Regions from separate parts of the Homo sapiens genome. Here regions 1, 2, 3, 5, 6 and 7 are each linked to region 4. The links are chromatin contacts, found by Hi-C in ENCODE. All regions are on one chromosome and are shown on one strand. Each heading gives the region's core, a stretch centred on a gene start or an enhancer-like site at or near the end of the contact. The rest is flanking DNA. Distances are from core to core; before and after follow the strand shown. Region 1 holds the start of RNF130 (ring finger protein 130). Region 2 holds the start of MAPK9 (mitogen-activated protein kinase 9). Region 3 holds the start of TBC1D9B (TBC1 domain family member 9B). Region 4 holds the start of CLK4 (CDC like kinase 4). Region 5 holds the start of MGAT4B (alpha-1,3-mannosyl-glycoprotein 4-beta-N-acetylglucosaminyltransferase B). Region 6 holds the start of CNOT6 (CCR4-NOT transcription complex subunit 6). Region 7 holds the start of NSD1 (nuclear receptor binding SET domain protein 1).

Region 1 (3,757 bases), core at 619-3,118, 1.4 Mb after region 4:
GACGGGGCTTTTGTTTGGGGTGACAGGCAAGCAACAAGTAGCTGAAGCACACGAACACCGTGGAGGAAGGATCTGAAGTTCAGACCATGGATTTGGGGTGCCTGATGGAACCAAGCCTCAAAGACAAACCACAGATTTCACAACACTGCAGAGGACCAGCTCTTGCTCCACAACAGCTTGCCTCCCCTTCCTCTTTCTACCCTTCCACGTGACCCTCACGGTTCTCTCCACCAGAAAAGAGGCTACCATTGTTAGTTGCCAGTCTGGCAACACTGTGCATCTCAACCACAGTGACTGGCACAGAGCAGGAACGCAAATATTTACTGAATGAACCCAAGACAAAAGTTGTTTCTACGGCCAAGCTGGGACCCTAACTGCCATTTTTAACACAGTAGAGATGAGATATGCACCTTAAGCACCTGATTACTGGTGTAAAACGGACTTTTCAAAGCCTAGTCTGAGTTGCGGACAGGCTACAGTAAAAGCCTTATGTGATTATTTTTCCCCAGCCAGACTGTCTCAAAGAAGAAAACAGCTTAGCACTTTGGCATACAAATACAGACCTCAGAGGGGCATAATATGTTAGTATCTTAAGAGTGTACAAGCAAATCATGACTTTATTTAGGTTGCCTACTTTAGGTCATCCTAACATGAACAGCAGTTTAGAAAAGAAAAATCCCCTCTCAGCATTCTCAGGGTGACAATGAGGGTGGGGATAATGGCAGATATCTCCCAAAAGTTCAGCGTGGGCCAAAACCCAAAAAATCATATTCCACGATGTGCAAAAGGTTTCTTTCAAACCATGACTAATAATTTAAACAAATACATGTTTACACCAAATAATCAACTAAACAAAGTCCTTGTTCATAGGAAAACATGACATTAAGCCGAATGGTTTCAAAGACAATTCTTGAAAATTTTACCTATTTCCCTTTTGGTCGGCACCCGTGACCTGAAAAGCCTTGGCTAGTAGTTCCGATTAGTGTCAGATCCTCATAATGTGACATTTTCAGGCGTCAAATTACAGTAAAACTACTAGGGCAAGAACAAGAGCCAAAAGCAACAGGGAAGATGTCCATTTTCCATTTACACCCCCCCCCCAATTTACCACTTAAGAAAAACGGCACGTTTTTATATTAGAAAAGGGCCGCATCCTTCCAGATCTAGCGCAGCCTTAAGTCCGTGATTTGAGGAACCTGCCGCTTCCAAAATACAGGCTGAGACGTCCTCCCCATGAAGTAGTTTTGCGCTCTTGCACCACCTCCTTTGTCTACGCTGTCCCTGCAAACTCCTAGCTCAATGCCCTCCAGCAAACGAGCTGCCTGAACGCAAAGATGACCGTTCCAAGTCTTTTTTAAAAGAAGGGAAAAACCCAGTCACGCTCCTGGAGCCTGGTTCCCACGGGAGCAGGCCGGGCTGTCCACGACGGAAGCCTCGACCCTGGCTGGGGCTGTCGGCCGGGCAGCGCGGGAGAGCCAGGGCCAGAGCCGGGGCCGGGAACCCTAGTCCCGCCGCCTACGCGGGATGCAGCGACCACCGCCCGCCGCCCCCGGGCCGGCACTCACCTCCGTGGAGGGGCAGCGGCGCCAGCACCTGGCCGCGGACCTCGGCCTTGGGGGAGTCAAGCCCGTAGCGCCCGCGGTCGATGCGAAACGTGAGCGGGGCGCCGCGGCCGGGCTCCTGCACCGTCACGTTGATGAGCGCCGTGTAGTACTCCTGGCTCGCGTTGTCTGCCCGTGCCGGCCACAGGCTGCAGGTCAGCAGGGCGAGCGCGGCGAGCCGGGCAGGGCCCGCCCGCCCCGCGCAGCTCATCGTCCCTCCGGCAGCCGCCGCTGCTCGCGGACCGGGCTCCGGGGCCGGCGCCTAGAGGCGGGGCGGGCGCGGCCCGGGCGGCGGCGGGAGCGCGCGCGCGCGGCCTGCGCGGGGCCGAGCCCGAGCGCGGCCCTCCTGGACGCCGCGGCCCCGCCGCTCGCCGCCCTCACGTCCACTGCCCGCCTGTGGGGACGCGCCCATGGGCCCTCGGCGAGGGCGGCGTCTCAGGTCGCACGCGGGCGTCTCTTCGGGGTCCCAGGAGGGTTGTAGAAGCGTGCCCCCTCCATCCCCCCGGGTCGGTCCCACCGAATGGGAGGCGCCTCGCAAGGACGCGGCGGGGGAGGGGAAGGGCGGCACGGGAGGAAGCGCCCCGAGGAGGGTCAGCGGAACACAAAGTCCCTCTCGCGCGGCTGCCGCCTGAGGCGCGTGTCCGCCGCCGCCCCGCCCCCCCGCTGGTCTAGCGGCAACGCGCAGGCCTAAGGCGCAGTCCCGCCCCGAGCGCATGCGTGCCAGGGCCTGTCCGCTCCCGCCCGCCTGCACGAGGGCCCGGGCAGCCGGGTCAGCCGCTGGTGCTGGTTGTTTCTCTGTCAGGCGTGATAGCCGCAGGGCGTGGAGCCCGGGAGATTTGCGAGGACGTATGGAAATGTGTGAGAACAGACTACAAAGGAAAAAAAGCCATAACTTTAAAAGAAATGTTTAAAATTAAATGTCATGAGATTTAACATTCACGTCATGCGGTTGACATCATGGATGGGGGATGTCTCTGGCCCGGACCTGCAGGGACACGAGTGGTTGGGAAAGACCTCTAGGGTAGCCGTCCCTAACCATTTTGGCACTGGGGGACGGGTTTCCAGGAAGAGAGTTTTTCCAGGGACTGAGGGAGTTGAAGTGGTTTCCGGATGAGGCTGCTCCACCTCAGATCATCAGGCGTTAGATTCTCGTAAGAAGTGGGCAACCTAGGTCCCAAGCATGCGCAGTTCACAGCCGGGTTCACGTTGCTATGAGAGTCTAATGCCGCCCTGATCTGACAGGAGGCGGAGCTCAGGCGGTGATGCTCACTCACCTCCTGCTCGCTTACTGGTTCCTCGAAGGCCCTGGGCCGGTACAGGTCCGCGGCCGGGCGGTTGGGGAGCCCCTGCTCTAGTGACTAGGTGAACTACTCCAGGGGCCCCCGGACCAGAGGGTTGCAGTGGGAACCCCCCCTCCACCTTCCGAAACGCGCGCGCGCGCACACACACACGACTCTCATTTTCTCTCTCCATGGCGTTTAAAAGATACACATCGCTATAAAGTATCAGCTAAAAGGAAGAATGGGGCAGTGCAGCCGAATTCAGGAACTTACAGGATCTTTGTGGGGAGGCGGAGGGGGAAAGTTTGGCGTCTTCTGACCAGCCAGGGTTGAGTCTCCTGTCTCCTACTGCGGGAAGTGGGTGGAGTCAGCTTTGCACAACCAAATGTTCTGAAAATCCGGAAAAGAGGTGGCTCCCCAAAAAGAAATTTGAGGCACTGTTTCCAGGAAAGGGTACGGATGCAGTGCAGGCTAAAACTTAAGATGCCCACCACTGGCCAGGCGCGGTGGCTCACGCCCGTAATCGCAGCACTTTGGGAGGCCTAGGTGGGCGGATCACGAGGTCAGGAGTTCGAGACCAGCTTGGCCAACATGGTGAAACCCCGTCTCTACTAAAAATAAAAAAATTAGTCGTGGTGATGCGTGCCTGTAGTCCCAGCTACTCGGGAGGCTGAGGCAGGAGAATCGTTGGAACCCGGGAAGCGGAGGTTGCAGTGAGCAGAGATCGAGCCACTGCACTCCAGCCTGGGCGACAGAGCAAGACTCCGTCTCAGAAAAAGAAAAAAGAAAGAAAACAGATGTCCACTATTGATGACTTGGCAGACATCCTTTACAATTTCTCCCTCCATTTCCCTCTCTTCCATCCTCTACCATAGT
Region 2 (3,793 bases), core at 199-2,698, 1.7 Mb after region 4:
TCCAACAGTTAGCAATTAAAGGGGTCAAGGACACCAAAATGTTTCACAAAATAGAACAAGCTTCCATCTGCTTACAAGTTTCACACGCTAATCAGAAGTCACTAAATGAACAGATAAAGCAGAGACAACAGGCAGGCTGGGCCATTTCTTTGATCATTCATTCATTCATTGAGCTGATACTACTGAATACTTCCTGTGTGCTTTCTAAGCACTGGGGATAAAGCAGTGGACAAATCAGACAGCTACCTGTTTTCACAAAGTTACATCCTAGTCGGGGAGACAGAAAATAAGCAGGCAAATAAATAGAATAGTTTCAAACCAGATGAGAGCTAGGAAGGAAATTTTTTAAATAATGAAATAGCATGACTAAGGGAAGAAAGAGGGTGGTCGAGGAGGGCCTCACCCAAAACGAGACATCTGACCAGAGGAAGGAGCAGAAAGAGCTACTTGTGCCAAGATCACGGAGACAACTCCAAAGACGGGGAAACAGCAAATGCAAAGGTCCTGGGGCAAATGCGGGCTGGCATGTTCAAGGCGGGCGAGATGAGTGGGACGGGGCAGCAGTCTTCTGGGGGAGGGGCGCGGTGGTAAGGGATTCGGGCTGGGTCCCCTCTGGCACTGCTGGACACCGAGTGTGCAATGACAAGGCAAGAGAGGAGTGCGCGGGGAGGCGGGAGGCTGGGCGGGTGGGGAGGGGGTTCCTACACCACTCACACCAGCACGGGCCAGCACCCTGCCCAGTCTTCCACAGATGCACACCGGGGTCCTGCCCAGGCGTCTGCATACATTCACACAGCCTGACAACAACCCTGTCCAGAAGAGACATTTCCCCACCTTCCCGAAGGCAAAACCGCGGCAGAGCGAGGGTCAGTGCCTTGGCCAAGGTCGCGGGGACGCGACCCCGGGCCCCTGGGCACCCGGCGCAGGAGTGCAGCTGTCTGCCCCACCTCCGGGAGGGATGGCGCCCGCAGACCCCACGGGCAGGTCGGCCGGGCCAGGCCGGTGAGCAGGCCCGCAGCCCGGGGCTGCTGACAGCCGGGCGGAAGGGGGCGCCTGCGGCATCCCCCAGCACAGGGGCGACGGCTGCGGCTGCCAGGGCCCCGCAGCCCCCGGCCCGCCCCGAAGCCCCCGGCCGCGCGGTTCCCTCACCGCCCCTCCCCGCGGGCCCGGCCCGAGCAGCCGCCGCCAGGCCTAGCCCGCCCGCCGGGCTCACCTCGCCTCCCCGCCGCCGCGCCACGGGGAGAGGGCGGGCGGGCGGACTGGCGGCGCTGCGTGCTAGTCACTCCTGGCTCCGCGGCCCCGGCTCCGCCGCCGGCCCGCCCCGCTCCGCTCCGCCCCGCCGCCGCCGCCGCCGCCGCCGCCGCAGTGGGTGTGAGGGGCGCCGGGGCGCTGCGACCCTTCCGGTCCCGCTCCCTTCTCCGCCGCTGCCGCCGCCGCGGCGCCCGGTCTGACAGACCCTCGCGCCGACCAATCAGCGCGCGGAGAGCGGAGCAGGCGCGGCCAATGGCGCCTGGGGGGCGGGCCGATGGAGGGTGGCGCGGGCGGGGTCGGGGGCCGGGTCGGGCGCCCGAGGTCCTGGGCCGGGGTTCCGCGGGTTCTTCGCCCCCGGGCCTTTCAGTGGCGCGGGCCGAGTGGCCATGGCGCTCGGGTGCGCGCAGTGCACGCGGTGAGCTGGAGACGCAGGCATTGCGCGGCCCACCGGCTGAGCCCGCTCTCCCTGCGAGGGGGGCGCAGCTCGGTGGAGAGGGTGGCCCGGAGGACCGGGAACCGGGCTGGAGGCGCGCGGGGCTCACACCGCGGGGTCCGCGGGGAGCCGGGCCTCGGGCTGCAGGTGCAGGCTTGTGGCGGTGAGGCGACTGGAGCGGCACGGGAGCCCGCCCGTTTCGGGGAGAGCCCGGGGCGATCGCGGGGGGAGGCCGGCCTGGCGTCCGGGAGCCCGGCGTGCTAGGGCCCGGTAGGCGGGGCGGGCCTCGCACTCGGTTGCTCGCTGCGGCGCCGGAGGAACGGGTCTATGGGGGTGTGGGTGAGGCCAGAAGCCGGGTCGAAGAGGGGGAGGGGGTGCGAAGAGATGGCGGTGTGTAGACAGGTGACCCGGTGGGTCGGTGACGCAGGAGGAGACTGCGCTTGGTGGCGGGATCACTTAGTTGACAACATCTAAAAATTAGGAGGTGCGGCAGGGCGCGGTGGCTCACGCCTGTAATCCTAGAACTTTGGGAGGTCGTGGCGGGTGGACTACCTGAGGTGAGGAGTTCGAGACCAGCCTGGCTAACCTGGTGAAACCCCGTCTCTATTAAAAATACGAAGCAATGAGCTGGGCGTGGTGGCGGGCGCCTGTAATCCCAGCTACTCGGGAGGCTGAGGCAGGAGAATCACTTAAACCTGGGAGGCGGAGGTTGCAGTGAGCCGGGATTGCGCCATTGCACTCCAGCCTGGGTGACAGAGTGAGACTCTCTCAAAAAAAAAAAAAAAAAAAAAAAAAAAAAAAAAAAAAAAAAGGGAGGTGCTCAGTCAAGCCTCTGAGAGGAGTGGGGGGCGGGGCGAGGAGTCTCTTGCTCAGAGCCCCCTAGGGACTGGGACCCGTTGACTCTGAGCTGCTTTTGAGGCTGGATCAGGTACCAGCGGCCTGGGGGTCGTACAGGATGGGAGAGGCCGGGGCTTGGGATGTTGCCAGATCTACGTTGAAAAGTGAAGCAGGAAGAGAGGCACTGAGGCTGGGCACATGGGGAAAACCGTGGAGAGCCGGCCTTTGGGGACTAGAAGAGTGGGAACAATGGTTGACAAATGGTGAGTGTGGTGTAGAACAGCAGTAACACAATACCAGGATCCACAGAGTGGCCAGGGCCAGAGTGGGGAGAAGGAACAGGACTCTGCAGATGGGGAGGGTAAGGGGCTGGGTGGCGTGAAGGGTGGTTGCAGAATTTGGGGAGGGCAGCTAGCCTGTGACCCAGGTTCCAAGGGCACTGAGGTCTGGGCCAGGCCGCTTGGAGGCACCAGAGCCTCAGAGGAGGGGTGGGGTAGAGGAACGGATCCAGCATGGTGTCCCCCTTGGCCACCAGAGGGAGTTTTCTAAATTTGAGCATGGCTCATCGCTGCTTGAAATTCTACGTCACAGTGTGGCCTGCATTGAGGAGGGCCCACACCTGTCGCTACCTCAGACTCACCTGCCACCTGCCTCAAGTGCATGAGAGAGAACAGGAAACCAGAAATTGTCAGGATCGAGGATTATGGGAAAAGAGTAAAAGCCTAGCTGTCAGATCTGAGGTTCCACCAAGGAGCACTGATGGGTGCTTCTCATTAGGAAGGCGGTGCGGTGGCTCACACCTGTAATCCCAGTACTTTGGGACGCCGAGGTGAGTGGATCACCTGAGGCCAGGAGTTCGAGACCAGCCTGGCCAACATGGTGAAACGTCATCTCTATTAGAAATACAAACATTAGCTGGGCGTGGTGATGGGTGCTTGTAATTCCAGCTATTCAGGAAACCAAGGCAGGAGAATAACTTGAATCCACGAGGCAGAGGTTGCAGTGAGCCGAGATTGCTCCACTGCACTCCAGCCTGGGCAACAGAGCAAAAACTGCATCTCAAAAAAATAAAAACAAAAAAACAGAGGGGACACCAGTTCCCAGCACTCCAGGCCTAACTTCATAGCACTCACATCATGTCAAGTGAGTAACCAAAAATCAGTGTACATATGTACACAGCTATACATATCTCACACTAAGTTTTCTGTAAGAGTTCTTTTTATTGCAGAGACACTGCTTTTTTTCTGGTTTATGAAATACAGTGAACATTTA
Region 3 (3,872 bases), core at 1,219-3,718, 1.3 Mb after region 4:
TCTTTTAGCCTCAAAAAATCATAACTGAAGAAGTCGATCTTTAGAATTGTCAAATTTGGGAAAATATAAAGTTTTTTCATTTCTGAACTGAAACATTTGAGGGCATTTCAAGTTTTTCTTCTCATCACATATACCCCTTTGATAGATGACACACATTAAGCAGTCTGTGGCAACGCTATCTTTGCTTTTATATTTTAGGTAATGCTATCTTTGTCAGTGTCACTATTTCCTGACAAATCAGCAGGAAATATATAGCTTTTATCATTGTTTGATTCACTAATTGAATTATCGAGCAATCTAAAAACCTGTTTATTGTTTTTACTTGAAATTTTTTCTTCCTTTTAACGAAGTGCTGCTTTTGGCATGATCTGAAAATATTTTGTTACCATTTTTCCTGTTGATGTCAGAACAATTTTTATTGCTGTTATTCAACTTTAACACTTTTGTTTCATAGTCCATTAATACTTTTTTGAGATAGTCTCGCTCTGTCGCCCAAGGTGGAGTGCAATGGCGCCATCTCGGCTCACTGCAACCTTGACCTCCTGGGTTCAAGCGATTCTCGTGCCTCAGCCTCCCGAGTAGCTGGGATAACAGGCGCGTGCCACCATGCCTGGATAAATTTTATATTTTTAGTAGAGACGGGGTTTTGCCATGTTGGCCAAGCTAGCTATTCAGATTCTTTAATGAAAAGTCTAGGTTGGCATGTTTTTAATAGATGGCTTGGATAAAACCACATCCCTGTCTGCTCCTCTTCAGGGAGGACAGTACTCAGGAGGCCACGATGCCCATGATGGCACAGGGAAGGCCCTGTCAGAGGGCACAGCAGGACACACCAAACCTAGCAGTGGGGAGAGATTGGGAGAGGGTTCAAAGAAGGGTTCCCTTGGGGGGACCCTGGGAGCTCGGTCCCAGGGGACACGGAGAGTGAGGTGGAAAGGAGAAGAGCCCGCAGGAAGGAGGTGTACAGAGACCGGGCTGCACCTGCACCCGCCCGTTCAATGAGACGACCCACATAAGCCTGCCGAGCACAGCACAAGTGTTTCAAGTACACCAGCGAATATGACACACTGGCGCGCTGATGACACCCTGGCGCGCTGGCGGAAGAAAAGGTGCCGGTCCCTCGCTTTCTTCATCGGGCTTGCAGTAGCTTCGAGGTTAGCCACAGGGGCTGCCGACTGAACAGCTGGATCTAGGAGGCGGGTCCAGAACAGGAGCCCGAGATCCTTGAAGCCCACTGGGAGGGAACCCGAAGCTGAAGGGAACACTGAGTGTTTCTGGGAACAGAACAGTCTCTTCCACATGAAGAAACGTGGCCCAGGAGAAGCCTCCGTCTGCATCTGGCTATTAGCTGCTCACACTGAAAATCAGGATGATTCACAGAAAATGCTCTTGATAAACTGGACGACCTGGCAACACTGGGACCGCAATCCTGTAGGGCAACAGTCGGTGCCCCGAAGAGCACAGGCACTGAGCCCGAGCCAGCCGGGCTCCTGCAGTGCTGGGCGCAGGCCCTGGAGCATGAGGGGCCCCGGACACCACCTGCGGAGGGAGTGGCCTGTGGGCCTCCCCTGGATCCCACAGGCCGCACGACTCCAAGGGTGCCTGTCCAGCTTCATCCTGTGTGATGGTGGCACCCGGGCCCACAAAGGGCCACCTTGGCGAGCTTGCAGGAACACCCTGTGCCGCTACCCACAGCCTTGGGTGCGCAGCTCTGAGAGCAGCCAGGAGCAGGAAAGGTGGGGGAGGAGAAGCTGGGGGAATGGGGGTGCGGCCAGCTCCAGGGACCTCTGATCTTGCTAAAAGGGCGATACTTTGGTGAGATGGGCACGAAGAAGAGGGCAAAAGAAAACGTGCGCTGGCGTCACCTGGCCCCTTAGAGGCACCTGGGGAAACTGAGGTGGAGGATGAGGACAGGGCGGTCTCGCCAACTTTCGGCGGTGAGATCCCGGGAAGCTGCACGGCCCCCGGGGCTCGCGGGCGCCGAATCCGGGCAGAAGCCGCCGCCGGTCTCCACTTGGCCGCCCCAAGCCGACCTGAGGAGAGCCCGCCGAGGGCGCATTCGCCTCCCGCCAGCCCCTCGCCTCCCCGCCCCGGCCCCTCCGCGCCCGGCTCCCGGGTCCTGGCCTCGCGCCCCCGCCCCGCCGCGCGCTGGCGTGCGTGTCCGCCGCGACGCGCCGAGGCCGGGCCGGAACCGGACCCGCCCGCCGCCCGCCGCCAGCCCCGCCGCCAGCCCAGCCGCGGCGCCCACAGGCCCGGCCGCCCGCGCGCCTCTCACCCGTAAGGCCGCCGCCCCTGCCGTGGCCCCGGCGTCGCTGCAGCACGAAGAAGGGGTTGGCCCGCTCCGTCACCCACAGCGCATTGGCCACCAGCACCTCCTCCGGGCTCAGCCACATCGCGGAGCCGCTCGCACCGGGCCGAGGCCCGCGAGACGGAAGCGCCCGCCGCCGTCGGCGTCCCGGAGCGGAGCGTGCGGAGCGGAGCGTGCGGAGCGGGCCGGGGCGGGGCGGGGCCGGGCGGGCGGCGCCCCCTGGCGGGCGTGTGGCGCTCCCGCACGCGGCCCGAGTTCCGCGCCGCCCCCTCAGCCCCGGCCTCGGGCGCGCGCCAGCCTGGCCTCCTGGAGCGGTGCAGCCCACGGCCTCCGGCCTGGGTCCAGAACGGAACGGCCCAGTCCGCAGACAGGGGAGCCGCTGTGCAGAGCAGGGCTTCTGGCGTTTTGAAAGCTGTGCAGTGTGAGAGAAGGATGTCAAGAAGCAGAGTTTGGCGGCTTTTGGCTGGTTGCGCGTGCAACCCGGGGCGTGTTAGCACTGCAAAGGGCGCCTGGAAAGGGTTTGCAGTTCCTCCTAATTCTCAGCTTTCTTTTCTTTTTTTTTTTTCGACAGAGTCTTGCTGTGTCGCCCAGGCTGGAGTGCAGTGGCGCAATCTCAGCTCACTGCAACCTCTGCCTCCCGGGTTCAAGTGATTCTCCTGCCCCAGCCTCTTTAGCTGGGATTACAGGCTCCCGCCAACACGCCCGGCTAATTTTTTTGTATTTTTAGTAGAGACGGGGTTTCACCATGTTGGCCAGGCTGGTCTCGAACTCCTGACCTCGGGTGATCCGCCTACATTGGCCTCCCAAGTCCTGGGATTACAGGAGTGAACCATCGCGCCCGGCCAGTTCTCAGAATTCTGACACTGGGGCCGGGAGACTAGAAGAATCTTCCAGCGCAGGGCAGGTGCCAGGAGGCCCTGATACGGGCTGCATCCTTGGAAATCAGTGCTGCCCCTCCCCTGACAGACGGGTCACAGAGGCTGGCCGGCCCTGGGGATGGGGTCTGGACTGGCCCTGGGCCCAGTGGCGGCTTCTGCGCAAGTGTGAGGCTGGCTGCAGGCGAATGCGGGTCCCTGGTCTCCCAGTGTTGGCCTGCAGGGGCAGCGCCAGTCCACACACAGCCTTCTGCATGAGGGGGCTGTCAACTCCACCTGGGACAACGGGCCTGGGGCCTGTCCGGGGTCGACTGGGATGTGGGGTCACCCTGCTGGCTGGAACCCTCACCAGGGTCTGGCTAGAGGGCAAAGGGAAGGGGGCAGTTAAACCATCCTTGGAGCTGGACCTGACTTCCAGGTGGGTTTCTGTGATTGGCACTCAAGAATCTTGGTGCGATGGATGTAGGTACATGCAGTTGACACCCAGAGTGATCTGCAGTCTTCTTCAATGTTGCTGGATATAGGAATCAGCTTTCAAGATGCAGAGGCGGGCTTTCTTCAACACCTTGGAAGTCTGAACTAATATTGTCATTGTGCTCTCTAGAGGGAAAGAATTTGGAAGAACTGCACTTTTTAACACCCTGAGAGGAGGTAAAGAGTCGTCTTGTTCCTTAATCCCAGTGGTTCTC
Region 4 (3,981 bases), core at 812-3,311:
TTTACAGAGGAAGAGAAGGCACTGATCAGGCCAAACAGCAATTCTAAAACTCTTGTTAGCGTCTCAATGGAAGTGAGCATTCCGGTTTGATACAAATGGAGTCACTTCCATATGGGAACGTGACATGAATAACAGCACACATTTACTTGAGGCAAAAGGCCAAAACACAAACTTTCTTCATTAGAGCTATCAAGAAAAATTTATGGCTGGACGCAGTGGCGCCTCATCCCTTGAGCCCAGGAATTCGAGACTGGCCTGGGCAACACGGCGAAACCCTGCCTTTACAAAAAATACAAAAAATTAGCCGCACATGGTGACTCGAGCCTGTAGTCCCACCTACTGGGACAATCACTGGAGCCCAAGGAAGTCAAGGCTGCAGTGAGCCATGATCACGCCATTGCATACCAGTATGGGCGACAGTGAGACCCTGTCTCAAAAAAAAAAAAAAAAAAAAAAAGAAAATGTGTATTTCAAGTGCAGTTCTTCTGAAGCGTTCCGTCAAATACCAAAGTTGTATTTTAACCACATCAGGAACTCAGCTTGGTTAAGCATTTTTAAATCATAGCAAGCAAAATCACATCTGATGACCGAGCGTTATTATTATGACCCTCCATTACTATGAAGTTTTTTTCAAGACTTATGTATCTTCTTCAGTTTTGTTTTTTCCTCTTCTACTGTAAGTCTGCTTACAACCAGCTAACCTCCAGCAAAACAGAACTCTCAAATTATCAGTTAATATGCAAACATTAAAATAAGAACGAGCTCCGTTGTGAGAGTCCAAAATTCTTCTCAAGTTCACTACTTCAAATGTAATTCAGCTGTTAGTCCCAGCCTCTGACCTCCCCCACTCACCCTGCAATGTTCAAAAATATTTTATCTGGAGGCACAAAGATCACCCGACCCACGTTCTACGTGGTAAGGTTCCTTCGCATACATAAAAAAGAAAAGCTATCTAGAATCATGACACTGCCTCTAATAAAGCATCCCACATGCTAGAGTAGGTATCTTTCAAAAAATAATGACACAATGGATCTCATATGTAGATCCATCGCCACTGCCCTTAAGATCCTGTAGTTCTTGACAACTTTACGCTACGTACATGGCTTAAAAACATCGAAACAGGTTATAAGTTTAGGATTGGATGGCTCCAAGAGGACTGCATTTAATGGGTTACAAGCCTGTAGGGGTGTGTAAAAAGCACAATCGCACAGGACAGCTATGAGGCAAGACAAAGTGGCTGGCGAGTTCAGTTTGCGGGGCGGTTTCCTAAGGATCGGATAAGCCTATCTGGACTATTTAGGCAACCAGGGATAATAAGATGCAAAACCACCAGAAACGCAGGTTCGCTGCAACAATGTTGTGTTCAGCATAGCACAGAGGACTAGCCTCCGCAAATTTCCACCTCTCACAAGCAGCTACTGCCCTCAACCACCTGGATTTGCACGGACGCCCGGTCCCCACCTCCCGGCTCCTGGGCACCCGGCCAGTGCCTTTGGCGCACTCAAGACAGGGGCAAATGCTTGACTCTGGAAAACCCCCGAAACGCTACAAACGGCCCAGGCCAGGAATCCAGGGGAAGACTTGATCTCCGACAACACGAATGCCAGAGACGGCTCTCGAAGGGTCTCCCGACAGGTCCTAGCGCCCGCCGGCTGGAAGAGGTCCCGACAGGGTTAACCAACAGCCGCGCTCGCCAGGCAGCAGGGGACCGCGAGCCCACGGCCTCCGGAGCCGCGACGCGAGCGGCCAGGGCCCTCAGAGAAGGGTCAGCGGCAGAACCGCGACGCCCGAGCAACTTTCGGTGCTGCCGGCGTGCACCAGCCGAGCAGCGCCTCGCAGAACTCCCAACTCAGCTCCAGAAGCCCAGGCCCCTAACGCGGTCGTTTCTCCGACACCTGGCTCGGAGACCTAAAGACCGACAGCCGCCTGTCCCAGCACACACCATCTGCAACCCTACCTCCGCAAAAGCAAATGGCCCTTCGGCCGAGAAATGTCGCCAAACTGCCGTCTTCCCTCCTCGGCCGCTGCGACAAACACCCCACAAAATGGCGGCAGCGCCGTCGCCCTAGAATCCCCCGAGTCGCCTCTAGCACCACCTACGCCGCGCGAACGCGCCTGCGTGACAGAACCTTGCGCGCTCCCGCCGCTCCACCTAAGGGCGGGGCTCCACGTGACGTAAGAGCGGGGCTCGAGCCTCCACACTGCGGCTGCGCGGCCCAAGCATTTCCACCCCCCCCCCCCCGCCCACCCGGTCCCGGGGCCTCTAGGCCGGGAGGGTGTTTACGTTCTCTACGGGCTCGGGTGGAACCGGGAAGGAACGCCCGTGTCCCGCCCTCAGTGTGTACCGCGTGTCTGCCCCCTCCCCCGGGACCTCAACTCCCGCAGCCGGCACCCGACAACGGCCCCAAAACCGCCTAGGGCGGGCCTTGGCTGGTCCCTGGGCTGTTCCCTGGACTGGGTGCTTGTCCTGCCCACTTGGCGCTTCCAGTCTAAGGTGGATTCGGACAAAGAGGCTGTCTCAGAAAACAAGCTCAAGGGGTGCTAATCTTTTCAAGGCACGTGCTCCTATTCAGAACAAAACAAAAACCCGGAGGTTTCAATGGAGACTCCTGACAAGGTTTTCCTGTTAGGATCCCTACCTCCTGAGCAGTTAAGGTCGCTGGAAGTTTCCCTAACGAAGTTTTCCCCATTTTTTTTTGTCCCTGCGGGCTGATTTTATTCAAGGCTGAAAAATGTCTCTGAGCTAGTGATAGTCCGTTATGGGGCTTGCTTACCTCAAATAAGGTATTCTGCAGTTCTGAGGACCCTCAGGCAGTTCCCCCGTGTAAGTATGTAACATGAGAAATATTAGGGTCAAAGTCGGAGCCCTGTGGGGAACACTCAAGGGCCAGAGGGAAAGGGGCCTGAGAAGGAATGATCAGCAGAGGAGGAGAACCAAGAATAGGGTGTCAAAGCAAGGAAGGGCGTAAGTGAGGGAAAGGGTTTAGGTGAGACTGAAGATCGTGGGGGGGGACGGCGGGCGGGGTGGGGGTTGGCTTCTGTATTCTGACGGGGATTCGCTGGATAAAAGGGAAAGCTAGAAATCAAATTTGGGAGGGTAGGGTTGAACTCTTGCGGGTATTAGCCCAGTAGCATGTGGGAGACCTGTTATCCTGTTAGGTGAAAGGAGGGAACGGAAATACCTTTAGTGATCTAACATGATAGAAACTTGTGCCATCTGGTTTGGGTAAGTAGGGTAAATTTAGATAAATCTCGGAGATTGTACAGCATTTCAAAAAGTAAGTTGAATTTTCATGGAGATTGCACTCCAAGAAGCGAAGTTGAAAAGAAACTTGGAAAACTGGAAGGGTAAACTCTTTATGCTACAGAATGAAACAAATGATATTATTTTCATCTAGAATAGCCACCATTTTTGCATCTACAAATTTAAATCTTACTCATCCTTGAAAGGCCATTTCTTTAAGATGCTGTCTCTGACATGAGTTCCCACCCATTTCCCGGCTCCTGACTACTCCAGTTAGATGTGAAGTCCTCAAATAGTGGAGTATTTGGAGCCACCTGGTATGCTAACAGATTTTGCCCAAAGAGTGAAATGTATTGGTTCTACAATTGATTACACATCCCGTCTCAAGGGAATCTATTAGATAGAATGTTGAGCTGACTGGTCTGGGCGATAATACAAGGTAGAGTGGGGCTCAAATTGCAGCATATGAGAATGTAAATTCAAGCTGGCACCAAAGAATGTTCTCCTGTTTCATGGAGTAGGAGAGATCCTGCCTCCTGGGGTTATAAGAAAGTGTGGTCAGGACAGCCCACAATTCTGCTCAAAAAAGCAACACTATGTTAAAAAGCAGCCACTTGAAATGCCACCTACAGAGGCCTTTATATTATAGACGTCACACACACTGTTACCCAATAGTAGAGTCTGCTTTGTAATTACATTCATCTCGCTTTAGTGTTTTAATTTGTATGCCACCAAAA
Region 5 (3,982 bases), core at 903-3,402, 1.2 Mb after region 4:
CTGGCTGCAAAGTGGAGGCCAGGTTCCAATCTGGCCTCCGACTGGCTACGTCTGGTTTCACCAGGGGTTTAAGACAGATTTTCTACATGTGACAACGAGATGGGTTCACATAAGAGCCCAGATTCCCAGCTTCTCTTGAGGCCTCCAAAGACCTGGTACTACTGGGTCACCACAGAAACAGTGACAGCCCCTCGACAAGGGAGGCCTATGTCACCCCATACTCATACCTCACAGGATCCTTAGGCTTCTATCCCCTAGGGGCTGGGCTCGTGAATCTAAGTGCTCCCCTTCTTTGCTCTCCTGTTCCCCAGGCCCTCAGAGAGCCAGCCTCCTGGATGCCCCCCAGACACAGTGGGTGCCATGGAGCCAGTGCCTCTCCCTCACTCTGCTGTCCTGGAGCCTGGCTCCCTGTGGTAAGCCAGGCTTGCAGAGGTGGCTCCTGACATCAATCCGCGGGCATGTGGCTGCTGCGGGAGGCACACACTGGCTCAGGACAAAGGGCAAGGGCTCACGGCTCTACCCACGACTCAAAGAGCATGCCCCAGCCCTTCAGATATGGCCCCACCTAGGCCTTCATGCCAGTGTGCTTTTATAGTCACCCTGCCAAGGACCCAGAATGTCCTTCCCCAGGTGACACACCCTACCTACAGAGAATTCTGCCCCAGCCATGCCTGCCCTTGATAATATACCCCGCCAGCACGGCCTCTGCCCAGCCATCCCTCCCGTGTCAGGCAGGCTCCCCGCAGAGTCCCTGGGTGATGCCTCTCTGGCCCTGGAGCCCCAAGGCCAGCCCAGGCCTCTGCTCTGGCAGAACAAGTGCGGCAGGCGGGCGTGCTGGCAGAGCTCGGCGTGGGTAGATGGAGCTCGGAGGGTCCGGAAGGGTCCAGGTTCCCTCGCCCTCCTCCGCAGCCTCTCTGGGATGGCGCTCCGGGACAGGGAAACAGGGAAGCAGGTGGCGGGGAGGCCGAGGGGCAGCTGGACTCAGCCCGCTTAGGCCTCCAGCAGGCAGGCAGGCAGGAGGCCACTCTCCCGGAACCTCCAGGCCGGGGGAAGAGCGCCTCCGAGGGCTCAGGCCCTACTCGGCCCCACCATCGCCAAGACCGGCCAGCGGGGCGGCGCGGGGGGATCGGCCCGCACCCTCCGCCTGCAAGAGCGCTGGGCGCACGCGGAGGGCGGGGGCCAGCCCGGGAAGCTCGGGGTGCGGAGGACGGGCTGGGGCCGCACGGGAGCGCAGGGCAGCAGGGGCCGGGCTGCCTCAGGACGCCTCCCTCCCTCCCTCCCTCCCTCCCACAGGCCGGATGCTGCCGACGCGTTCTGGGCGCCGAAGGGAGTCCCAGGACCGGGTGTCACGCCGGGGTCGCCCAGGCCGGCGCGGGGCAGCAGGCAGCAGGGTGGGGGGGTGCCCTCGCGCCTGTGTCCCTCACGCCGCCCCAGCTCCTGCCCAGGTGGCTGTGGCTGGCGTTCCGGGACCTCTGTGACCTTGGGTCTCTGCCCCTCTCCGAGAACCCCACGGGTCCCCAGCTCAGCGTCGGGACAGCTGCGCCCGCGGAGTCCGGTCCGGAGCACCCACGGGCGCGGCCCGGGCCCGAGGAGAACGCCGCGGCTCCAGCAGCAAACAAGTGGGGGAGGGTGGGAGGGGCGTCCTCGCGCCGCCCGGGCGGGGAAGGGGCGCCTGCGTCGGCTTCCGGCCGCCTTCCGCGGCCACCGCCGGGCCCGCTCCCGCCGCCGACGCCCAGGTGCGCCAGGTGCGGGCCGGGCGGGGGTCGCGCTCACCTTTCTGGCCGCTGAGTGCCGCGTACCAGGACAGCGAGAGGAAGGCGCACAGGCAGAAGAGCAGCAGCGTCAGGAAGGTGCCATTGCGGAGCCTCATCTCCTCGGGTGCGCGGCGGGCGCCCGCGGGGCCGAGGCTGCATGGCCCGGGGGACCGGGGCCGGGGCGCAGGGGTCGGAAGGCGGCGGCGGCGGCGGCAGGGGCCCCGGCCCCGGGTCGGGGAGGGGCGGGGGGCCCGGGGCCGGGCGGGGACCGGGCCAGGGAGCGCGCCGGCCGCCCCTCAGGGCGCAAGCTTTGTGCCCTGTACTCAGGGAAGAGGAACAGGCTCAGAAGGGCAGAGGCAGGTATCAGGCTCACTGCAGATATCAGGGGCGCGGGACACTGGCGGCCTCGCCTCCGCGGCAGGGCCGGGCCGGGCCGGGCTGGGCTGGGCTGGGCGGCGAGAGCCGCGGCCCGGCCTGGATCTGGGGCCTGGATCTGGGGCCGCCGCGGAGTCGACGGCGCAGGGCGGGGCGGCCCGGATTTAAAGGGGCCGCAGCACCGCCGTCGCCGGCGCCGCGAGGGGGTGGGGTGGGGGCCGGCGGCCGGGATCCCGATCGGCTCCCGCAGCCCCGCGTGGGCTCGTGCGAGTCGGCCTCAGGTAAGGCTGGAGTGGGAGTGCAGGTCGACCGCAGCCGGGGCGGGGGGCGGGCGGCGGGGGCGGCGCTCCGGGACCCCGGTACCCTTCTCAGCAACATCTCCTCCGCGCGCGGACCCCGACCCCATTCGCACGTTCTCGGGGCTCTTTCCCGGGCGTGAGGGGCTCTGGGTGGCGCGGGGGACTGGGCGGTTGAAGCCGGGAGCGACCGCTGCCTTCGCTGCCGCCCAGGGCGCTTCCCCGCTCAGGAGCTTCCTCTGGGCCTCTGGACGGAGGCGCGCAGGGGCCCGGGAGGCGGGAACGATGGGCCTTTCTAGGCGGTATCAGGGCCGATGCTCGTGGATGCAGAGCAGTGACCAGCCCAGAACCGTACCGGCTTCCCGGGGCAGGGGCGGCCCGAGAGCGCCGCTAACGGGAGCAACGGGCCCTGCCCCCGGTGGTGTAGGGGCCACCTCGCCCCGCCCAGCCCAGCCCGATATTGATGGGGGCCCACGCCTTCATTGTTTTTTTGTTGTTGTTGTTTTTTGTTGTTTTTTGTTTGTTTGTTTTTGAGACGGAGTCTCGCTCTGTTGCCCAGGCTGCAGTGCAGTGGCGCAATCTCGGCTCACTGCACCCTCCGCCTCCCGGGTTCAAGCGATTCCCCTGCCCCAGCCTCCCGAGTAGCTGGGACTACAGGCGGCCGCCACCACACCTGGCTAATTTTTGTATTTTTAGTAGACACGAGGTTTCACCGTATTGGCCAGGCTGGTCTCGAACTCCTGACCTTGTGATCCGCCCGCCTCGGCCTCACAAAGTGCTGGGATTACAGGCGTGAGCCACCACGCACGGCCCATTTGCGTTCTAATTTCAGGCGTTCCTCAATCCTCTGTGGAACCAGGAAGGGCGCAAATTATAAAGGGACTGGCCCAGCGCCGCCTCTGGGCAGGCTTTGGGCAGCGCCTGGCCCGCTGCCGGCTTGGACCTCCCAGACCTAGGGGCCCGGTTCCTGGTGGAGGCTGCAGGGACCTCTGCCCCACCCGCCCGGGGGAGGCCCGAGGGGCTGGACTCAGACTGAGATTGAATGCGGCTTTGTCTTCCTAGTTCAGCCCCGGCCCACACCTGGGGCTGAGTGGAATCGGGAGCTTCGAGGGGTCTGGACAGAGAGATTGATGCCAAGAAGGGGGTGGCCGAGCCAGAGGTTGAAGTGGGCTGGATCCTGAGGCCCCCTGTTAAAGGAGAGGGCTCCCCACTCAGTGCTCCTGGAACTTTCCGAACTAGAGACTGGGACTTATAGGAGCCTTCTAGAGGAAACTGTCGTGTTTTCACAGGTGTCTTCTATTTGTGGCAAAGGATAATGGCTTTTCACTTAGGTTGTGACATAAAGGGCCTTAGAAATTGTTAATGAGTTACTTAATGTTAAAACTTAGTCACCCAGAGGCCGGGCGCGGTGGCTCATGCCTGTAATCCCAGCACTTTGTGAGGCCGAGGCAGGCGAATCACGAGGTCAGGAGATCGAGACCATCCTGGCTAACACGGTGAAACCCCGTCTCTACTAAAAAATACAAAAAATTAGCCGGGTGTGGTGGCTCATGCCTG
Region 6 (3,792 bases), core at 1,097-3,596, 1.9 Mb after region 4:
CTTAGCTCACTGCAACCTCTGCCTCCTGGATTCAAGCGATTCTCATGCCTCAGCCTCCTAAGTAGCTGGGATTACAGGTGCCCGCCACTGCACCCAGCTAATTTTTTTTTTTTTTTTTGTATTTTTAGTAGAGACGGGGTTTTGCCATGTTGGCCAGGCTGGTCTCGAACTCCTGGCCTCAAGTCATCTGCCCGCCTCGGCCTCCCAAAGTGCTGGGATTACAGGCGTTGAGTCCCCGCACCGGGCTGAGGTAGCTGCCTCTGGCCAAATTACAAAAAGGCACCCAGGCTGGAGCACAGACGGCCAGGGCACTCACACAGGGAGGAGAGGCCCTGCAGGGTGTCTGTCCCATTGGCCCCTCAGCCTGGGATACTCTGTACAGCACAGGGCCGCACAACTCCCTGCTGTACAGGAGGAGGTTGTGGAGGGATGGCCACAGGCAGCTTACTGGTCTACATGTGTTCTTCCTGACTCCTAAACTTCTGCACTGCTCTGTCTTTGCCCAGTGTCCTATGGCGCTAGAGGCCTGGGCTGTCACTCCTGATGTCATGGCAGTGCCAAGCGATGACCATCCCAAGGCCGTGCTGGGGAGAGGGGGATCATCTTCACCTCTGAACAGCTTTTGTCCCTCATCCTTTCCTTGCCCTTCCAGCCAGGTCTCCTCCACCCCAGGCAACAGCAACCCATTTCCCACATCCCCAGCTCTCAACAGCCTTCACTGAAGCAGAAGCCTCGGTTTGTTGCTACTGTTAGTTCCTGGAACCTGTCTCACTCTCATTTCTTCAGGGTTGATTTTCCAGGAAGCAGTTAGCAGCCTATCCTAGTTTGCCACATAGGTGGGCAGGCAGCTTTCCTTTTCCTTCACGCCTTCAACATATAGCTCAAATTTTTTTTTTTTTTTTGAGACAGGGTTTCGCTCTTGCTGCCCAGGCCTGAGTGCAATGGTGCGATCTCCGCTTACTACAACCTCCGCCTCCCAGGTTCAAATGATTCTCCTGCCTGCCTCAGCCTCCCGAGTAGCTGGGATTACAGGTGCAAGCCACCAGACCTGGCTAATTTTTTGTACTTTTAGTAGGGACGAAGTTTCGCCATGTTGGTCAGGCTGTTTTCCAACTCCGGACCTCAGGTGATCTGCCCCCCTCGGCCTCCCAAAGTGCTGGGATTACAGGCGTGAGCCACCGCGCCCGACCAATATACCTCCAATATTAAGTCTGTTGGGTGTTATTCTTGCCCCTAGACTGTGAGCTTACTCAGGGCTGGGTGGGGTCTGATTCATCTCTGTGCCCTGACCATCAGTCAACTAATATTTCTTGATGTAAGCATCATGAATCAGCCCAGTCATTTCTCTGCTGACCTTCAAACACCAGAGTTTGCCCTGAACACCTTTTGATCTTGGAGCACAGCAGCTGCTGTCCGTTACCCAGGCTAGGACCCCAGCACCAAAACTGTCCATTAATGTAATGGAATGAATTACCATTAATAGGCTGAAGTGGTATGTTAACTTACTCTTCTTTGTATAATTGAGGAAGGAATAATATTCGACTGTTCACGATTGAATGTCTTGTCTTTAGGCAGATCAAGATACTGGCTCCGGTCAAATACTGTGTTTCGACGTGATTGACAGGCGAAGGCTTAAGGAAAAGGAAGAGGAGAAAAAAAGGGGAGGACGATCAAGGAAAAGAGGAGATAAAAGTGGACAACCCAGCCGGGCGCGGTGGCTCACGCCTGCCATCCCAGCACTTTGGGAGGCGGAGGTGGGCGGATCACGAGGTCAGGAGATGGAGACCATCCTGGCTAACACGGTGAAACCCCGTCTCTACTAAAAATACAAAAAATGAGCCGGGCGCGGTGGCGGGCGCCTGTAGTCCCAGCTACTCGGGAGGCTGAGGCAGGAGAATGGTGTGAACCCGGGAGGCGGAGCTTGCAGTGAGCCAAGATCGCCCCACTGCACTCTGGCCTGGGTGAAAGAGCAAGACACCGTCTCAAAAAACAAAAAAAAAGTGGACAACCTGGGGCGGAAAAAGAAGTAGATGAAAAATGGAGGAGCGCTAAGGAGAGGAGAAAACAGAAGTGCCAAGGCAGGAAAGGAGCGAGGAGAGCGGGAACAGAAGGAGACGAAGGATGGACGGAGAGGAAGGGATGGAGGGCGGCAGGCAGGGAGGCAGGGCCCGCAGCGCGCCGGGCCGGTCCACCGCTCTCCAGCGCGGGGGTAAGGGGGCGGGGCCTGGGCAGCTGCGTGCCGGGAGCGACCCCCGCACCGAAGGGCGGATGGTTGTGCCCGGCGACGGCGCCCAATGAGCGGCCAGGATGTTGGAGCGCCGGCGGCGGTCCGGGCGCTCGCTGGCTGAGGGACGGCGGCCGCCGCCATGATGCTTGTTTGCTTTCAATGAAAACGAGGGGGGCGCGGAGGAGGAGGCGGCGGCGTCGGTGGCGGCGGCGACGGCGGCGCGGAGGCGAAGGCAGCGGCGGGCGCAGCGAGGAGGGCGAGGCCGGGGGCCGAGAGGGCGGGAGGGCGTAGTGGCGGCCCGTCGGGGCGGCTGAGGCGGGCAGCCGAAGCAGTGGCTCTCGGAGGGGGAACAAAGAGCAGCGACTAAGGCGGCAGAGGAGCGGCGGCGGTGGCGGCGCTGCAGCAGCGGGCGGGACTGGTATGGTGGTTCCACAGGGCAGACCCCGCTGCACTCACAGGGAGGAGGAGGCGGCAGCGGCGGAGGAAGGCGGCGCACCCCGAGAGGTGAGCGAGGCAGGCCGGAGGCCCGGTCGGGGCGCCGCTCCTCTCTCCGGCCGCGCACGGACCGCCCCCCGTCGGCCGGGCTCGGTCGCGGGCAACTTTCGTTTCGTGGGCGGCGGTCCCGCTGCTCCGCAAGCTGGCGGCTGTTGGGGGCCCCTTCGACGCGCCGCGATCGCGCCCCGCCCCGGGCCGCGCCCCCGGGCCGAGTCCCTGGGAGGGGGGCGTTGATTGACGGCGGCGGCGGCGGCGCGCAGAGGGGAGAGGGTCGGCGCTGGGCTCCCGGATCCCGGCCGGTCCCGGCTGCCGTCGTCGGAGGAGGCGAGTCCGTGTCCCGGGACTCGTGGCCAAGATGGGTGGCAACTTTTGAGAAGCGCCTCTGTGGGTGGCGCGCTGTGTGGAGTGTGGAGCTTCGCGCTCCGTGGCCACAATTACTGTCAAGCGGGAAACCAACTGCTTACCCCCTCCCCTAAAATGTTTTTAAAATTCAGTTTAACGCAGATTTTGAGGGAGAGGACGGGGTGGATTACAGGTTAAAGAAGCACTTGGCATGCAATGAGGATGCTTATTTTATAGTATTGCGAAGGATTCGGAGATTGTACTGGTTTCTACAAGCAGTTTTCTCTGGTAACCCAAATTGCATCCCTCCTTTTTGTTTTTCAGCACTAATCGCTATTTTCTTTGGAAACTTCCTTTGATTCTTTACCTCCTTCACCTTCCCCGAAGAGCCTGCTAACCAACACCTGTGGCCTTCTGTTTTTAACTGTTGTTGCCATTGACAGCGTTGTGAATGGTCATCTCGCTCGAGCTCTTTGGATTTGTTGTTACTGTGTAAGCTGATGTGTTTTAGATAATCTGCTTCAATTTGAGTTCCCATACTTACCTGTTTTCCAGGTGGATTGTCTCATTGTTAGTGCTGAATCTTCTTGCCTACTTGTATCTGGGAATTTAACTTTGAAGAGGAAGAGAGTGAATATGAATAACTGAAAAATAAAATGGTGTGTAGTAGCACTTTGTATTTTTTACAATATACTAGAATTTACTACTCTAGAACAGATTAGTAGGCT
Region 7 (3,593 bases), core at 1,015-3,514, 1.5 Mb before region 4:
GACTTGGGAGCCTCCATCACTGGACTGTGGGCCTTGGAGAGCAAAAGGGTAAGAGCATCTCGAGCTCCACGCCTGCTGGGCCAGTCGCTGGCTGAAGGCAGGGGAAGGATGGAGTTTAGCTGGCCAGCACTAATGTCACACAGGGCAACGCCAAAAATGGCCTTTCTCCCAGGTGGGCTCAAAGTTAACAGAAGGCAGTGAGTAAACAGTCCACTGGGGCAATAACTATGCACATTTACTAAGCCATGGGAAGAATAGTAGTCACGTGGCCCTCGAGGGCGGTGCCCTCAGCTTGAGATGGAGTTAACTCCAAATCTAATCACAGAAGGCTTTCTGGAGGAGGCGGAATTTTTATGGCGGCCGGATCCGGCTTTCTCTGAACAGCGAGAAGGCGCTTAGCGCCCTAGGGACCAGGTAACTCCTGAGGTGAGCTTCTTGGTGGGGATCAAGCCCAGGGGGCGACGGAGTCCGGGCTGGGGGAAGGGCCCGAGGGGCTGGAGTCGCAAGTTCAGGCCCAGCTTGGGCTCCCTGTCCCGCCCTTCCGCTGTCTTGGGGGATTGGACGCCACGCGGTCGTGCTAGATTCGGTGCTGCGGGCCCGGTGCAGGATGCAGGCCGTGAGGCCCCAGGCCGAGGGCTGCGCCAGCGGGCTTGTCCCGGCCAGCCGGGCGGTCCCGTGTCCCGGCGCAGCTCCGCTGGGGTCCAGATGCCCGGCCCTCAGGGGCGAGGCGCGCACTCCCCGGGGAACCGGGCTGCGGAGCAGGCGGCCCGCTCTGGGCGGCGGTGGCACGAGAGGGCCATCTGCCTGGGTGCCGAGAACTGCAGCGTCCGCGGTGCGAGGCGCGGCCCGTCCCGTCCCGGCCCCCAGCCCGGCGCGCACGCACATACCCACGCCGGCCGGCGCCCGCTGCCCGAGCCCCCGTGCCAGGCCCAGACCTTGACTAGGCGCGGGAGGCGGTGCAGGGACTAGAGGACCCCCTCCCCCGGCGTTCCCCTCGCCCCGCCCGAGGCTGCGAGGACCCCTGGGCTCGGGGGTGGTGAGGGAGCTTCGTCCCGGCTGGGCCCGGGCTGGGGACTCGGCCTCCCTGGGCGGGGGCCGCACGGCTGCAGGCCGAGGTGCGGACGCGCTGTCAGGCTGCAGCCCGGCTCGGTGCCGGGGGTGGGCTCAGCGCTGGGGTCGCCTGGCTTCGTTCCCCCGCGGAGGCCACGGCCGGGCGAGCAGTGCCGGGGCGGGTAACCCGACCCGGCTCCCCAGAGCCGCTCACCCCGCACGGCCCGGCAAGGGGAGGGAGAGGGATGGGGGGAGGGGGAAGGGAAGGGGTGGTGGGTGAGGGGCTGTGGGCACCGCAGGGCCGAGTCCCCGGCCCGTCTGCGCTGCTGTAGGGCGGCTGCCCGCGGCACCCGGGACGATCCAGCCTCTGCCTCGCGGGCGTCGAGCCTGAGACAGGAGGGAGCCCTGGGGCTGCACAGGCTTGGCTCAGGGAGGCAGACCCGAGCTGCTGCCTCCATTTTGTTTCCTGCTCAGCTTGGTCTGTGGTGGTGGTGGTGGTGGTGGTGTGGGTTTGGGGTGCGGCCGGGTAGGGGGTTCGCCTGCGGCCGCGTCTGCTCGGGGCCTGAGGCCTCGAAGACCCCAGCCCAAGCCCCCAGGTGAGCCCTGCGGCAGGAGGGGGGTTGCCTTGGCCTCGGGCCGAACCCAGCGGGCTGAGGGCAGGTGCCCAGTGGATGGGGAGCCTGGGCTGTAACCTAAGATGGAGGCCGGGACTGACGCGGGCCCGAGCAGGGCTGGCGGGACGATCGGACAGGCCTCAGCCGCGCCAGGTGCCGCCTGGGTTGGGGTTCGAGACGCGTAGGGTGCGGGAGCCGTGTGCGGCCCGAGGCCAGCGCCGTGCCCCGAGGTAGGTGAGGGGATCGGAATGCCACCCACGACGCCCGCAGGCCCCGACACTCCAAGGAGGCGCGCGAGGCCCCTGGGGAGCCCGCCTCAGGCCCCGCCCGGGCAGCCGGGCCGGCCCGTAGGCCCCGGCCGCGAGCGGGCGCGCAGGGGGAGGGGAGGGGGCGGCAGCGGCAGCTCCGCTGATTGGGCGGCGCTCTCACAAGCCCGACTTCACCCGCCCTGAACCCCGAAGAGTGAGAGAAGGGAACGCGCGCGCTCGGTGGGGGAAGGGGTGCGCGCGCACTCGGGGCCCAGCCGCACGCGGGCCGGCGCGAGGCGCTCGGTCGCACGCGCGGCCGCGGGGGCGCGCGCGGTGGGGGTGTGAGGAGGAGGAGGCGGCGGCGGAATAGGCCGGGGCAGGTCGCGCTCGCTGCCTTCTCCCCTGAAGAGAGACGCGGGGGGAGGGGGGTGCGGCGAGCGGCCCCGCTCTCTCCCCACCGCTCCGCTCGCACCCCAGTGTAATGAGGGTCACCCCCTCCCCCCAGCTGGCCCGGGAGGGGGCGCGGGGCACGGTAACTAGTGCGCTGGGGTGGGCGGCGGGCAGGCGCGAGGAGAAGGGAGGGAGGAGGGTGGCCGGGCGGGGAAGATGGTGGTGGCCGTAAGGTGAGGGGCTCGGGGGAGGGCCAGGCGCGATGCGGGGTTGGTGGCCGGCGGCGCTGCAGCCGCCGGCCTCCTCCCCCTCCCCCTCCTCCATCACTACCAGCCGGGCTCAGGCCTAGCTGGCCGGGCTGCCGCGAACTTCCTCCCGGCGCGGCCCGTGCCCCGCCGGCCGCCTGCGAACACCTCGGCCTCCGCCTCCCCTCAGGTAGCAGGCTGCGGGGCGCGGGGCCGGCTGCCCTCCCGCAGCAAACTTTGCTTGCTGCTGAATATTGATGAGAGCGATCGGCTCGGCTGGGAGGTGCTGCCGCGGCTGCGGGAAGGAGCGCGGCCCGGGCAGGCGGCGGCGGCGTCGGCAGCAGCCATGTTTTTCGAGCTGTAGCAGCTGCTGCTACCCTGACTGGGCTTCGCTGGCCGCCTCGGTTTCTCCCTCTGCCGGGTCCAGGCCTCTTCGCCCTGCAGCTGCGGATCCAGCAGGCCTGCATTCAGGAAGGCGAGCTCTGGGGTGCAGCCGCCTCGGCCGGCTCGCCTGCGGCCTGCGCACCGCCGCTGCAAAGGCTCCGGCGCTGGCTGGGCGCAGGGTGCAGCGCTATTGTGACCGCTGCGCCCTAGCGAGCCAGGAAGGGGGGGGTACCTTTTTGTGCAGGGTCCAGGAGCCCCCCTCGGACCCCGCAGCCTTTTGCTTTTGAGAGATCCAGCTGCTCGACCCCTGGCGAGGGAGGGGGAGGACTAGTCCTGTTTGAGAATTGGGAATTTTGACGGGCAGAGGGGTTTTAATTTTAGTTCATCCCAAGTGTCCACCAGTCTACAGAGGAGGAAAAAGAGACGGGCTGTTTCTATGTAGCAGGATCGGCCCAGCTTCGGGAAAATGGAGTTTTCAGAGGCTCATCGAGGCCATTTTTTCATCTCCAGTCGGGGGAACTTTTTCTGCCCATGGAAGTGCAGCAGAAAGGCATAGAGGCCACTAGGCCTTGAAGTGGCTGCCATTTTAAAGAGTCGAGTCAGATGGCCTATTAACTCAGATTAATTGCTGTGCTTTTGGATTCCAGGTTGATGCCGGCCCA

The links. Hi-C counts contacts between places; a loop is a spot of excess contacts on that map. Pooled maps may share reads with other maps.
Region 1: a map of ascending aorta shows a loop between it and region 4 (12-fold over the local background). The contact joins the promoter of RNF130 here to the promoter of CLK4 in region 4. A Hi-C loop is called at or near these places in 3 of 168 maps with a recorded cell type or tissue (CD4-positive, alpha-beta T cell, ascending aorta and gastrocnemius medialis) and 21 of 50 pooled maps.
Region 2: a map of CD8-positive, alpha-beta T cell shows a loop between it and region 4 (4-fold over the local background). The contact joins the promoter of MAPK9 here to the promoter of CLK4 in region 4. A Hi-C loop is called at or near these places in 1 of 168 maps with a recorded cell type or tissue (CD8-positive, alpha-beta T cell), 8 of 37 single-sample maps with no recorded cell type and 13 of 50 pooled maps.
Region 3: a loop to region 4 is called in a map of mesothelial cell of epicardium, with 28 times the contacts of the local background. The contact joins the promoter of TBC1D9B here to the promoter of CLK4 in region 4. A Hi-C loop is called at or near these places in 1 of 168 maps with a recorded cell type or tissue (mesothelial cell of epicardium), 3 of 37 single-sample maps with no recorded cell type and 10 of 50 pooled maps.
Region 5: a map of naive thymus-derived CD4-positive, alpha-beta T cell shows a loop between it and region 4 (20-fold over the local background). The contact joins the promoter of MGAT4B here to the promoter of CLK4 in region 4. A Hi-C loop is called at or near these places in 1 of 168 maps with a recorded cell type or tissue (naive thymus-derived CD4-positive, alpha-beta T cell), 5 of 37 single-sample maps with no recorded cell type and 9 of 50 pooled maps.
Region 6: a map of CD4-positive, alpha-beta T cell shows a loop between it and region 4 (20-fold over the local background). The contact joins the promoter of CNOT6 here to the promoter of CLK4 in region 4. A Hi-C loop is called at or near these places in 6 of 168 maps with a recorded cell type or tissue (CD4-positive, alpha-beta T cell, CD4-positive, alpha-beta memory T cell, CD8-positive, alpha-beta T cell and 2 more), 6 of 37 single-sample maps with no recorded cell type and 19 of 50 pooled maps.
Region 7: a loop to region 4 is called in a map of CD4-positive, alpha-beta T cell, with 15 times the contacts of the local background. The contact joins the promoter of NSD1 here to the promoter of CLK4 in region 4. A Hi-C loop is called at or near these places in 3 of 168 maps with a recorded cell type or tissue (CD4-positive, alpha-beta T cell, CD8-positive, alpha-beta T cell and naive thymus-derived CD4-positive, alpha-beta T cell), 1 of 37 single-sample maps with no recorded cell type and 7 of 50 pooled maps.

The regions. Positions count from the first base shown.
Region 1 is chr5:180,069,891-180,073,647 of GRCh38, forward strand. It overlaps RNF130 (ring finger protein 130), which reads right to left and starts at 1,869. Exons shown (of 9, transcript NM_018434.6): 1 at 1,566-1,869. The coding sequence starts at 1,812. RefSeq lists an enhancer at 1,543-2,250 and a silencer at 2,140-2,219.
Region 2 is chr5:180,290,635-180,294,427 of GRCh38, forward strand. It overlaps MAPK9 (mitogen-activated protein kinase 9), which reads right to left and starts at 1,449. Exons shown (of 12, transcript NM_002752.5): 1 at 1,214-1,449. LOC124901151 (a long non-coding RNA gene) reads left to right here and starts at 1,598. Exons shown (of 2, transcript XR_007059085.1): 1 at 1,598-1,666. RefSeq lists silencers at 965-1,154, 1,285-1,654, 1,665-2,004 and an enhancer at 1,927-2,569.
Region 3 is chr5:179,905,429-179,909,300 of GRCh38, forward strand. TBC1D9B (TBC1 domain family member 9B) reads right to left here and starts at 2,469. Exons shown (of 21, transcript NM_015043.4): 1 at 2,276-2,469. The coding sequence starts at 2,393. RefSeq lists an enhancer at 1,423-2,200 and silencers at 2,081-2,130, 2,181-2,320, 2,331-2,390, 2,461-2,620.
Region 4 is chr5:178,624,989-178,628,969 of GRCh38, forward strand. It overlaps CLK4 (CDC like kinase 4), which reads right to left and starts at 2,062. Exons shown (of 13, transcript NM_020666.3): 1 at 1,958-2,062. RefSeq lists enhancers at 1,008-1,688, 1,421-2,030.
Region 5 is chr5:179,804,714-179,808,695 of GRCh38, forward strand. MGAT4B (alpha-1,3-mannosyl-glycoprotein 4-beta-N-acetylglucosaminyltransferase B) reads right to left here and starts at 2,153. Exons shown (of 15, transcript NM_014275.5): 1 at 1,774-2,153. The coding sequence starts at 1,870. It also overlaps a transcript of SQSTM1 not described here. RefSeq lists silencers at 1,008-1,427, 1,438-1,567, 1,698-1,767, 1,998-2,557, 2,728-2,897 and an enhancer at 1,309-1,970.
Region 6 is chr5:180,492,033-180,495,824 of GRCh38, forward strand. CNOT6 (CCR4-NOT transcription complex subunit 6) reads left to right here and starts at 2,347. Exons shown (of 12, transcript NM_001370472.1): 1 at 2,347-2,731. RefSeq lists silencers at 2,087-2,286, 2,417-2,556, 2,727-2,826, 2,857-3,116.
Region 7 is chr5:177,131,509-177,135,101 of GRCh38, forward strand. NSD1 (nuclear receptor binding SET domain protein 1) reads left to right here and starts at 2,265. Exons shown (of 23, transcript NM_022455.5): 1 at 2,265-2,444; 2 at 3,579-3,593. RefSeq lists enhancers at 1,256-1,807, 1,300-1,594, 1,808-2,361, 2,362-2,913, 2,914-3,467 and 1 more and silencers at 1,631-2,300, 2,381-2,540, 2,601-2,900.